Linked DNA regions of Homo sapiens: region 1 is linked to region 2. Evidence: read pairs that join two places in POLR2A ChIA-PET (ENCODE). Cell type or tissue: Panc1. All regions are shown on one strand. Each heading gives the region's core, and the rest is flanking DNA. Links, peaks and the distances in the headings are about the cores only.

Region 1 (5,844 bases), core at 620-4,619, 150 kb after region 2:
TTTTGGAAATTTATTGGCTATTATTTATTCAAATATTTCTTTTGTTCTGCCCTCTTCCTCTTCTCTTTCTGAGGTTCAAAACATGCCTATGTTAGACAATTTGGTATTGCTCTGAAGGTTTTGGATACTCAGTAATGTTTGCAGTTTTGAACTCAGTTGTATTTTTGTGTGTCAGTGTGGGCCATTGCTGCTGACCTGTCTTCATGTTCACTGATTATTTCCTCGACTGTGTCCAGTGTGATGAACCTGTGGAAAGAAAGCCTTCTATATCTGTGACTGTGTTTTTCACTTCTATCATTTCCACTTGACTTTTTATTTTATAGTTTCCATCTCTCTGCGGAGATTACCCATTCAATCTTTCATCCGGCGTTGTTTTCCAGTACAGCCCTTAACATATTAATCACAGTTCTTTTAAATCCCCTGTCAGATCGTTCCACTATATGTGTCATCTCTGAGTCTTACTTTGATTACGGCTTTATCTTCTAGGAGTGAATTTTTTTTCTTGCCCTTTTGTGTGCCTCATAATTTTTGGTTGACAGCTGGATGTTCTGTGGAGGCCCATAGAGACTGAGGTAAATAGTTTTTATGCCTGAAAATGTGCATACATTTCCTTTGCTAGACTTCTGATATGGGGGGAGGAGTTGAATGAACCTAGTTGGCGAGTGGGACACTGTTGAGCTTTGTTGTTGCTGTGGTTATCCTCAGGGCATCATGGACCCTGAATTCCTGGAGGGATAACTTGTGTTCAGGTTGGAGAGTGAGGCGGGGTTGCCAGAGTGAAGTCTGCTGGGTCCCCAGCTTTCAGGCTGCACCTCAGAGTGGCTGCATGCTCTTATACCTTTCCTGTCCCTCTCCCATTGGTATATGTTTTACTCTTTACTTGCAACTTGTTACCTTGGTGGCAGGGGGTGGGACACGGAGGACATTCTGATTAATTTTCTAATGAAACCCCTTGGTCTCAGGGATGCATCCTGAGCTTTCCTCTCTCCCCTGTCTGTAATCCTGGGCCCAGCAGGTGTTCCTGCCCCTTCCTCAGAAGGAGAGTTTCTCATTTTTAAACAATCCCTTCCCTCCCAGCTGCAGTGAGTTTTCATCAGTGCCCTAAAGACAACAGCATTTATTGACCTTTCCTCCACAGATTACAATTTTTGTTCCATTGGAGAGTTGGCAGAAGGGCCCGGCTGAGCCGTGTGCTCCTGTGCATGTCTGCCTTTTCTCCCTTCAGGTCTGCGCCACATCAGACATGTTCTTAGGGTGCTCACCAGTCTTTTCTGTGAACACCCTGTAGAATTCTGAGAGAAGGAGCCGGCAATTTCTATGGCTCCCTAAGGCTTTACACTGTCCCACCAGCCCACACATAGCTGTGTTCACCAACTCATCGATTCCACTGGCCAAAATCTTCCCACCAGCTTTGGTTGCATCTGCCCCAGGTGAGTGAGTGCTTATTGTCTCTTTTCTCCCTGAAGGTATCTTTCTCTCCTCAGATTTTGGACTAGGTGTGGTACAGGAAAGGATTCCCAATCCAGACCCCAAAAGAGGGTTCTTGGATCTCGCACAAGAAAGAATTTAGGGTGAGTCTGCAGTAGAAAGTGAAAGCAAGTTTATTAAGGAAGTGAAGGAATAAAAGAATGGATCCTCCACAGACAACGCAGCCCAGAAGGCTGCTGGTGGCCCATTTCTATGGTTATTTCTTGAGTATATGCTAAACAAGGGGTGGAATATTCATGTCTCCCCTTTTTAGACCATATAGGGTAACTTCCTGACGTTGCCATGGCATTTGTAAACTGTCACGGCGCTGGTGGGAGTGTAGCAGTGAGGACTACAGAGGTCACGCTCATCGCCATCTTGGTTTTGGTGGGTTTTGGCCAGCTTCTTTACCTCAACCTGTTTTATCAGCAAGGTCTTTATGACCTGTAATTTGTGCCAACTTCCTCTCTCATCCTGTGACTTAGGATGCCTTAAGTGTCTGGGAATGCAGCCCAGTAGGTTTCAGCCTCATTTTACTCAGCTCCTATTCAACATGCAGTTGTTCTGGTTTACGTGCCTCTGAGAGCTGTCTGCTCTACAACTCAGTTCTGTAATGAGATTTTTAGAAAAGTCATGTATTTAAAGTTTGTGGGTTTTTTTTTTTTCATTGTAAGTGTGGAAGAAACATGCTTTACAGCTTTGTATATCCCAGAGAAGAAACCAGAAGCCTTCTGAAGTATTTTAATTTTACATGAAATTTGGATAAATTTGGTATATTAGAGGTTTTTGTTGGCAAATGTCAAAAATACAACTCAAAATTGAAACTATATTGCTTCACATAGCTGGAATGTCCCAGTGTGGATCATGATTGAGACATAGCCTTACCCAGGATAAATAATGTTAGCAGGGCTCTTTTTGTTTGTTTGTTTGTTTGTTTGTTTTTTCGAGTCAGGATCTCACTGTGTCACCCAGGCTGGAATGGAGTGGCTTGATCACAGCTCACTGCAGCCTGGATCTCCAGGGCTCAAGTGATTCCTCCTCAGTCTTCTGAGTAGCTGGGACTACAAACTGCACCCAACCTTGTTAATTCAAGTTACATAAAAAGGCTGTGCATGGTTTTGTGTGTGTGTGTGTGTGTGTGTGTGTATAATACATGTTCAAGTGCAGAAAATGCAGGAAGGATAACTCCTCAAATAGTCATTAACTGTGATTGGTACTGGAAGTTAGGTCAGAGTAAAGCAGATAACAGAAACTTTCACTGTACACTTTGTGTAACTCTGTACTTTTTTTTTAAGTTAACTCGTATTATTATATTTTGTTTTAAAGAGCATAAAGCATAAATGTGGAAAGTTTCAGTGTTTACAAGAGAAAGCTTCAGTTATATGGAAAAATCACTACCTGAACCATCTTATTCCTATATGTACTAGATTGATGAAATGTTATTACAAATAGAAAAATCTCAGGACAATGTGTAAGTTAGATATCCAGAGAGGTATGCAGAAGATTAGAGGGACAGGAGGGCATTACAAAAAGTTGCCTTATAGTTCATACATTAACATTGTTTATCTTGCTGAAATACCATGTGGGTAAAAGCAAGCAGCATGCATCCTGATAGGAGGTGAATGAACTTGGCTGTCATACCCATTTCCCAAGGGCAGGATTCGCTACACACAAGATTATAAGACCTTTAAGAGGGAGGAAGCCTGTAATCCCTGCACTTTGGGAGGCTGAGGCGGGCGGATCACGAGGTAAGGAGATCGAGACCGTCCTGACTAACACGGTGAAACCCCGTCTCTACTAAAAACACAAAAAGTTAGCCAGGTGTGGTGGCACGTGCCTGCAGTCACAGCTACTCGAGAGGCTGAGGCAGGAGAATCGCTTGAACGTGGGAGGCAGAGGTTGCAGCGAGCCAAGATTGCATCACTGCATTCCAGACTGGGCAACACAGCGAGATTCCATCTCAAAAAAAAAAAAAAAAAAAAAAAGAGGGAGGAGAGGAAGCCCCCAACAGAATCCAGGAAGCTGCTTCTTCTCCACAAGGAAGAGAGAGCTAAATAGAATACAACTCAAAGATGGAGAAGCTGTTTCATATATGGAATAGTTAGAGGAAGGCTAACATGGAATTAAAGATGCAGGAAACTGTAAAGGAAGACAGAGTGTGTGCATAAACTGTGTTGTTTCTACCACTTCACTCCAAGGTGAAATGAGCAGGATACTTAGAGAACAAAAGCATCTCTCCCTCGTCAGTCACTGTCATTATCTCCTGTTTCTTCTTTATTGAAGTCCACCCTTGCTTCCTTCCTCAATGGCCCACCTCCCCATACATCCTTAAGCTAAAGCTCCAGACCCCAACACATGCAGAAACACACAGACCCAGGATTACATTTAGATCCTAATTCTCAGGAGTCCAGAGGAGACCTTTGAGTTTTGTGCATTCCTACATCTTGGTAGATTATACAATTTCAATGTGCAATGTCGACTTCATTTGTGTTTATGGATACACTAATTAGCAGTCATGAAATATGACCTTAAAATAATATTTTCTGTCTAGTGTGTTCTCTTAAGGGTCTGAATGTGTCTGGCTGCATAAGGTCAGCTAATCAAAGAATCAGGGCTTGTTGCGTTTCCTTTATTAACGCCACATTTACTTGCCTAAGTAGCCTACTCCTGCTGGATACTATCATCCCTGCATTGTTTCTGTTTTTCTTTTTAGTTAAAATCTCCCAAACTGTACTTCACAGGTGATAAACTATTACCCCATGTTCCTTTCTCTCTCCTTATATTTTAGTCTCCCTTAGTAATTTTCTTTTCACTCTTCTGTTTTAGGTTAATCAGATTCATCTTGTTTAATGCCTCTTGTCTGAATAATCCTGAAATTCTATTGCTAAATACAGTGTTTATTGCAACATAGCTCTGGTATCCTCTATGAGGTTTAAAAAGAACTCTTTTATTACTAGTTTGTAAGGGATGTTTATGAATGGGTGTTGAATTTATTTTTCAACGTCCTTTCTGCACCAATTGAGCAACATACAGTTTTTCTTTTTTACTTTCTCAATTTTGTGAATTACATTAACATCTTTTCCTAATACTATATCATTATGAAGTGGACCAGATTTGATGATGATGTGTTTTTATACATTTATAGATTCATTTTGTAAATAGTTCATTCAGAGTTTTTTCATTTATATTCATAGATAAGAATATATTTTCTTTCTCATAATATCCTTGTTGAATTTTTACATTAGGAAATAGCCTGCCAATATGGACTGTGAAGTTTTTCTAAGATGCACATTTTAAGGCAATATCTTCTCCTCTACAGATTGCTTTACCTGGGTTCTAAAAGTTCTAGTTGGTACTACTGCTTTTCATTGTCATTCATTTTAAAATATGTTCTAATTTTCATTATAATTTATTCTTAACTGTTATTTCCATTGTTTTTATTACATGCAAATCCAAAGGATTGTGATTATTACAATTGTTATTTTGCCAACTTTTTATTATTGACTTCTAATTTAATTGTAAAACTGTGCATGATATTAATTTTTGGCATGGATCAGACTACTTTTGTACTTTAGTAAGGCATCAATTGTTTTAAATGTACCTATGTTTGAAAATTATATTCTTTCTCTTTTGGTTGGTGTAAGGTTCTAATATACATATCTCTTAGATGAAGCTTGTTAATTCTGTCGGTCAAATATTTCATATGCTTATTTATTGTCTAATTGAACTATCATTTTCTGAGCTAGGTATCTTAAAAGCTTCCCCTATGATTATAGATTTATTAATCTTTCCTTGTAATTCTACCTATTTTTACTTCAGATATTTTTGAGACTACATGGCTAAGTGTATACATTTCAATTATTTTATCTTCCTGGTGACACTCTCCTTTCATCATTATGTACTGCTATGTATTCTATTTTGAGTAAAAGCCTCAATATTTTGCTTACTATTAAAAGAGGTAAGGAAACTTTATTTTGGTAAAAATGTATTGATTTTTTAAAAATTATTTTGCCTAAAATTTTTAGGTGACTTTAATATTTCTTCTAAATCTAACAAGATTTTTATTTTTAAGGCAGACCGAGAGTCTGTATTTTGATAGGCAAATTTTATCTGTTTACATTTACTGAGATTACTGATATGTTTGGACTTTTTTCTACCATGGTATTTTTTGTTGGCTTTATGTTCATGATGCTTTTTCTTTGTCTCTCCACCTTTTCTTTCTTACCATCTATTGAACAAAATGAAATTTTTTGGTCCTTTTTTTCCTCTAGTACTTTGAAAATTGAATACTGTGTTTCTAGCCCTTTAGTGCAATGATTTGCAATATGTGGTCCCCAGACTGGCAGCATCAGCATCACCTGGCTTTTATCCAAAAGT
Region 2 (5,844 bases), core at 1,251-5,250:
CACGGACATCTGCAGGTTTTCTTTTCCTTCTTACCCTCTTCAAATTAACTCTCTAGATTTAGCTTAAATTTTTGAAACCCAAAACTATTAGTAGTATTTAATTTAGTGGTATTTAAATTAGTAGTATTTTAACGTATTAGTAGTATTTAGGATGTAAATATAAGGTTTATATTTACAAATGCACCTTTTGTAAATATAAACCTTATCTGCTGCCAGGTAGTGGACCTGGCTTTATTATCTAGCTTGTATCATCTTATATAGTTATTCCGTCACTTATTTATTGCTTGCTTTATATTTATTTGTGGACTTTTCCCCCCATGACATAATAAGAGCGAGTTAAGTGATGGTGAAAATCTCTGACTTTATCTTTTACTTGTTGATCATCTTCCTCTTTCTTTTTTGTGCTCTGTTTGGCTATTCCATTTTAGGGACAGTCCAACTTGGAAGATAGACTCTTGCATGGGACCACGGCAAGCTGTACAGGGTCTGCTTAGGCATGGATATGGACTGGGCCCTGCTGTCTGCAAGCCTAGCTATGTTTAGGTTGAGGCACCAGCTACACGGATCACTGGATTTCTGATATTCTTTAGGGAAGTCCATTGATAAAATGGTCTTGCGAATCATTGAGGCTGTCCTGGATATCACCTTGGGACACTTGGGGATCTCTTTCCATCCCAAAGAATAGGAATGTAGTTTAGGAAGGACCAGAGAACGTGTGATAGTCCATGGTCCTGGAGAGAATTAGGAAGGTATATGGGAGATGCTACAGAGTGGGACAACTCCACGGGTCCCAGTGATTCTTTTCGTTTTGTTTCTTGAAGGGATTGCATAGAATTGAGCTGAACCTCACTATGGTCGCCATGCTCAGATCATTTGTCTCTGCTGGAAATATCCCTCTTCCTTTTGGAAGTAGTACCCTTTTGTGGTTCCCTGTGTGCAATACAACCCTAGGGAAATCCATGGCCTGCAGGCGTTATCGCAGTGGGAGGTTAGGGAGGGGAATGGGGGAGTGGTTACCCTAACCTTTCTCCCTTCTTTTTCCTTCTGTTCTCCACAAGGCTTTTTGTGTTTTGTTGTTGAAAACAAAATACATCTCTGGCCTTTAAGATGAGCTGCATAGGAAGATGCATTGGATTAGGCCATAGATAAGAGCTTATCAAACATGGAGGCCGGGTACAGTGGCTCACACCTTTAATCTCAGCACTTTGAGAGGTCGAAGTGGGCGGATCACCTGAGGTCAGGAGTTCGAGACCAGCCTGGCCAACATAATGAAATCCTGTCTCTATTAAAAATACAAAAATTAGCCGGGCATGGTGGTGAATGCCTGTAATCCCAGCTCCTCGGGAGGCTGAGGCAGGATAATTGTCTGAGCCCGGGAGGCGGAGGTTGCAGTGAGCCGAGATCTTGCCACTGCACTCAAGCCTGGGTGATACAGTGAGACACTGTCTCAAAAAAAAAAAAAAAAAAAAATGGAGAGGTTTCCTCGAATATATCTTTTGTTCTGTGGGGTTCCTGCCTGCAAATCAAATGTTGGTTATCAGTGCAACTACTACAGAACCTGAGAAACAAAAAAGACTTCAAAAAATAAAAAGCAGCTCTTTCTCCTCAAGTATTTTAACCAGGAAAACTTAAAAAATTAGTCTAATTTGAAATCTTGCCTAATTTATATTCAATAGATAGTCTAAAAATGCTTCCAGATTTAAAACAGAAAGAAAATCTTAAAAGCAAATGATTTTTCTCTGTCTTTTCCTTTCTTCAGGCTTTTCCTCCAAATGCGATCATTGTATTTTTCTACTGCAGTGCAGTGACTATATTCTTCACAATAATCAAACTGGTCAGTTATCGCCTACACCTCATGTTTGACAAAGGAGAAGTAATTCAGCAAAAGCCCTCCAGAAAGGAAGAAAAGCCAAATAAAGACAAGGAGGCCAAAGGTGAACACATAACTAATCACAGAAATCCAAGGTAATATTTTCAATTAATGTGACACTTCAAAATGTAAATGTTTTGCTCTTGATTAAAATAAGTTTTTTATCAGTGTTTATGAAATTACTAGTATAGGCAGACAGAAATATATGCATTTTTCTTATATTTCAGCATATACTTAAGCATAAAATTGATATTCATAATCAAGATGGTTTAACTGGCTTCCCAATAAATGTCTTTTTGGGAAGTCAATATGACCTTCTCATAAGATCTAGAATTCATTTGCCTTAGGCTTAGCACTGCAAAAAATTTCCCTTCACTGCTTTTAATGTTGTTATTTAAATGCTTAGAGCATGCCAGAGTATTTTAAAGAACAGCATTTGTGTTTGTTGATATAAAAGTAATACATTACATAGAACTGAAATATTAAGAGTAATTCTTGAGTTAGCATTCTTTTCACCATTCTTGTATTATTTCTTATAGCTCCTTAAGATAGCATGTCCTCTAATTTAAAAATAATGTTTATTATAAGATTTATCTGCTGCAGATGGTGGCTTATGCCTGTAAACCTTGCATTTTGGGAGGTTGAGGTGGGAGGATCACTTGAGTCCAGGAGCTTGAGGCTGCAGTGAGCCATGATCGTGCCACTGCATTCCAGTCTACCCAGACAGAGCGAAGCCCTGTCTCTTAACAACAACAAAAAAAGATTTATATGTAAGGAATATAACAAAATGGACTCTAGGAAAAAAAGTTTTTAGACTAGTACTAAAAGAGTCATGCTTCTGTTTGATAATATCGCTCACTGCTCTTGTGTTTCTCATGTTGGGTTAGCAATAATAGGCAGATTCACAATGGCAAAAAGGAAGAGGCCAGTCGAAACCTCTCCACGCCTCCCCTCCGCTGCAGCTCCAGAGGGCAAAGCATAACCTCTCATCACTCTTCTGGGCCATTGGTTAGTGGTCTTCTTTCCTGTTTCACCCTCTTCATGTGATTTCGATGTTGATCTCACCTAGAATGGGAGTGTTCAGCAGCAGTGATTGTAGCTTGCATGCTGTAATCACTGGCCCGTGTACAGTGGAATATCACATCCCAGGGTCTGGAAATGGCCTGAAGGGTGCCCTTGGGACCATAAAATAAATGCCCAGTCGTGTGTTCAAAGCACACTCTCTGGCCTTCCCTGCCGTCCACCTGCGCTGCTGGGTCAACCACACTGGGCAGAGAACCAATATGTAGGCCTTTGCTTCTTTCTGTTGTCATTCATTTAAGTCATCATATCTGCAGTGCCTTCCACCTGAAATGGATATCACCTCTGCTTTCCATTTTAAATCACACTTGTCTTTTTGGGAAGTCAATAAATCACCTTTTTTCTAGATTAACTTTGTTGAGCTCCATTCACTATAGTGTAAGTAGTGGCTTCTTCCTTCTTTGCTTACTTTCTTAGTAGCAAATCTCCCTTTGTCACAGTACAGTTGTCTCGGTTGAATGTCCACATTTACATATGTTTGTATCCATTCTGGGCCCCATTTTATAGAAGCTTAAGGAGAGTGAACACTGTATTGTCTCTCCCCTACATGCCATTTAGAAAATCAGTGACTGCTGTCAGTTATTGCCGACTGTCTGGAAATGGACGGTCAGCTGAGTCATCTATTGATTTTTGTTTCTTTCATTTGTGTAGGAGTTGTCAGCACAGGAAACTGTAGAAGATCTCAAAGGTAAACTGTTAATCATTTATATTTTATCACAGCACTATCCTCAGTGAAGTGAGAAATATTTTTATAAAACAGAATGCCAGTGGATTAATTGAAAATAAGAACTATACCTAAGACTGCATAGTTATATTTTGACTTTGTTTCTTTAACTCTTAATTTTAATTTTTTCTCATCGGTATTTGTATATCAAGTCTTAATTCAAATTGTGATATTTTGTTGATCATAATTCATTGTCATTTCTCCAGTCTATGCCTCATTTCATATGGCTTATAAAGAGCAGACATATAAGTTTTTTATTGATGATAAATTATCATCCATATAAAAATTTGTATTATAGCATATACATCAAAAAATGACAGGATAAATTGTACAGCATTCTGCATATCTGCCTTTCTTTCAAGTTACAGATTTTGTTTTGGGGGATCTTTCTTTTAACTTAAACAATTTTTGTTTTACATTTTTACTAACTTTTTTTTTTTTGTCTTTTGACTACCTGCAGAAGGCTTAGAAAAGATCTTTTGGAGGCCTGAATTAATTCCTTCCTTTCTCTGCAATTCTATTTTCTTTTCCACTACTACAAAGACAAATTTTGTGCACTATTTCAATTTTGAAAATAATGTAAAGTTTAATTCGCTCTAGAAAATAGCTGAAATTAGCACCATAGCCCTGAACCCCTAAAATGAAGTTTCTTTTTTCATCATTCAGTTGTATCCCATTATAACAATATGTAAAGGATTATCCATATTTTTTCTATATTATTGCTACTGAAATAAATTCACATGAGTTAGACTTCTAATATTTTAGTTGCACGTACAGCTTCATAACAACGTTACTTTATGTGTTTTATATACACATATACAAGCACATACCTTTTTCTTCATATGAAACATATTCTTCCAGATTAGGTGTGCTATAATAATCTTACATACTTTGAATATCTGGTCTGGCCTTTTAATTTCACCATTCCAATTAAAACAATAATTTTCTATTTTTTACTTGTACTAAGAATTGCAGTAGAAGTTTTACATACATTATTTCATTCTGAGTCATAGTATGTAAAATGTACAGGTAGCATTTAAACCCATACCTGGCTACTAAATCCAGTGTTTCTTAGCAACACTGCAGTAAAGCAAAGAATTCTGTTTTTTCCTTAGTCAAATCTTATAAAAGATACCATCCTAGTTGGTGGTGTTCTACAGTATTTTAGGGGATTTGGTTCCAGGACCCCCGTGGATAACAAAATCTGTGGATGTTGCTCACGTCTCTTATATAAAACAGCATAGTATTTGCTTGTAACCTACACACATCCTCCTGTATACTTTAAATTATCTCTAAATTATTTATAATACCTAATACAATGTAAATGCTATATATATAGTTGTTATACTGTATTGCTTTTCATTTGTTTTATTTTTATTGTTGTGTTTCAAGAATAATTTCACAGTGGGAGTGTTATTTTAAAAAATAAGTATCAATGCAGCCGTAAATAAGAATGAGTTCATGTTCTTTGCAGGGTCATGGATGAAGCTGGAAACCATCATTCTCAGCAAACTAACACAGGAACAGAAAACTAAACTCACTCATAAATGGGAGTTGAATAATGAGAACACATGGACACAGGGAGGGGAACATCACACACTGGGGCCTGTCAGAGGTGGGGGGCAAGGGGAGAGATAGCATTAGGACAAATACCTAATGCATGCAGGGCTGAAAACCTAGATGACGGGTTGACAGGTGCACCAAACCACCATGGTACATGTATACCCGTGTAACAAACCTGCATGTTCTGCACATGTAACCCAGAACTTAAAGTAAAATTAAAAAAGTATCTAATTCCATTAGTTGCTGGTGCTGTTTTAGTTTTGTTATTATTCATTAGGTCTTGCTCTTGGGCATTACTCATTCATTTCTGATGCTAATAAAGTTGCCATGTGTCATTTCAGGTGTCATTCTATTAGAAGACCATCCCATAGCACCAGTGTCATCTACCTCACCTGGTATCAAAGTGGAAAGCTTACCTGCGTCTCAAGCACACATGCTGGAAACCACGACCAAGTCAGTAATACCTGTAAAACCAGTTGCCACAGAAACTCTCATCAATGGTAAAGGAAAGGAAAGAGGAGGCAAGGGGCAGCCTCCTTTGCGCCACAGATCCGAGGGTGGCTTAGTGGATAAGGGACCCTTGAAGAAGTTGCCCCACCTGTCTTTG

Evidence for each region. Peaks named below come from ENCODE experiments on the same cell type or tissue, not always from the same donor. Only the 100,000 strongest peaks of a DNase experiment are listed, where the experiment ranks them.
Region 1: POLR2A ChIA-PET joins it to region 2 with 11 read pairs; 1 of 35 experiments calls an interaction of 5 or more read pairs at or near these places.

What each region holds. Positions count from the first base shown.
Region 1 is chr1:233,103,956-233,109,799 of GRCh38, reverse strand. All of the region lies in intron 21 of PCNX2 (pecanex 2), which reads left to right. Among named protein-coding and RNA genes, the nearest start is that of NTPCR, 160 kb to the right of the region's middle. In Panc1, for the core only: no CTCF peak of the experiment used is centred there; DNase peaks (open chromatin) are centred at 2,101, 2,409 and 2,696.
Region 2 is chr1:233,259,079-233,264,922 of GRCh38, reverse strand. It overlaps PCNX2 (pecanex 2), which reads left to right. Exons shown (of 34, transcript NM_014801.4): 2 at 1,760-1,965; 3 at 2,758-2,878; 4 at 3,602-3,638; 5 at 5,579-5,844. Among named protein-coding and RNA genes, the nearest start is that of PCNX2, 34 kb to the left of the region's middle. RefSeq lists enhancers at 3,287-3,366, 3,397-3,516. In Panc1, for the core only: no CTCF peak of the experiment used is centred there; a DNase peak (open chromatin) is centred at 3,592.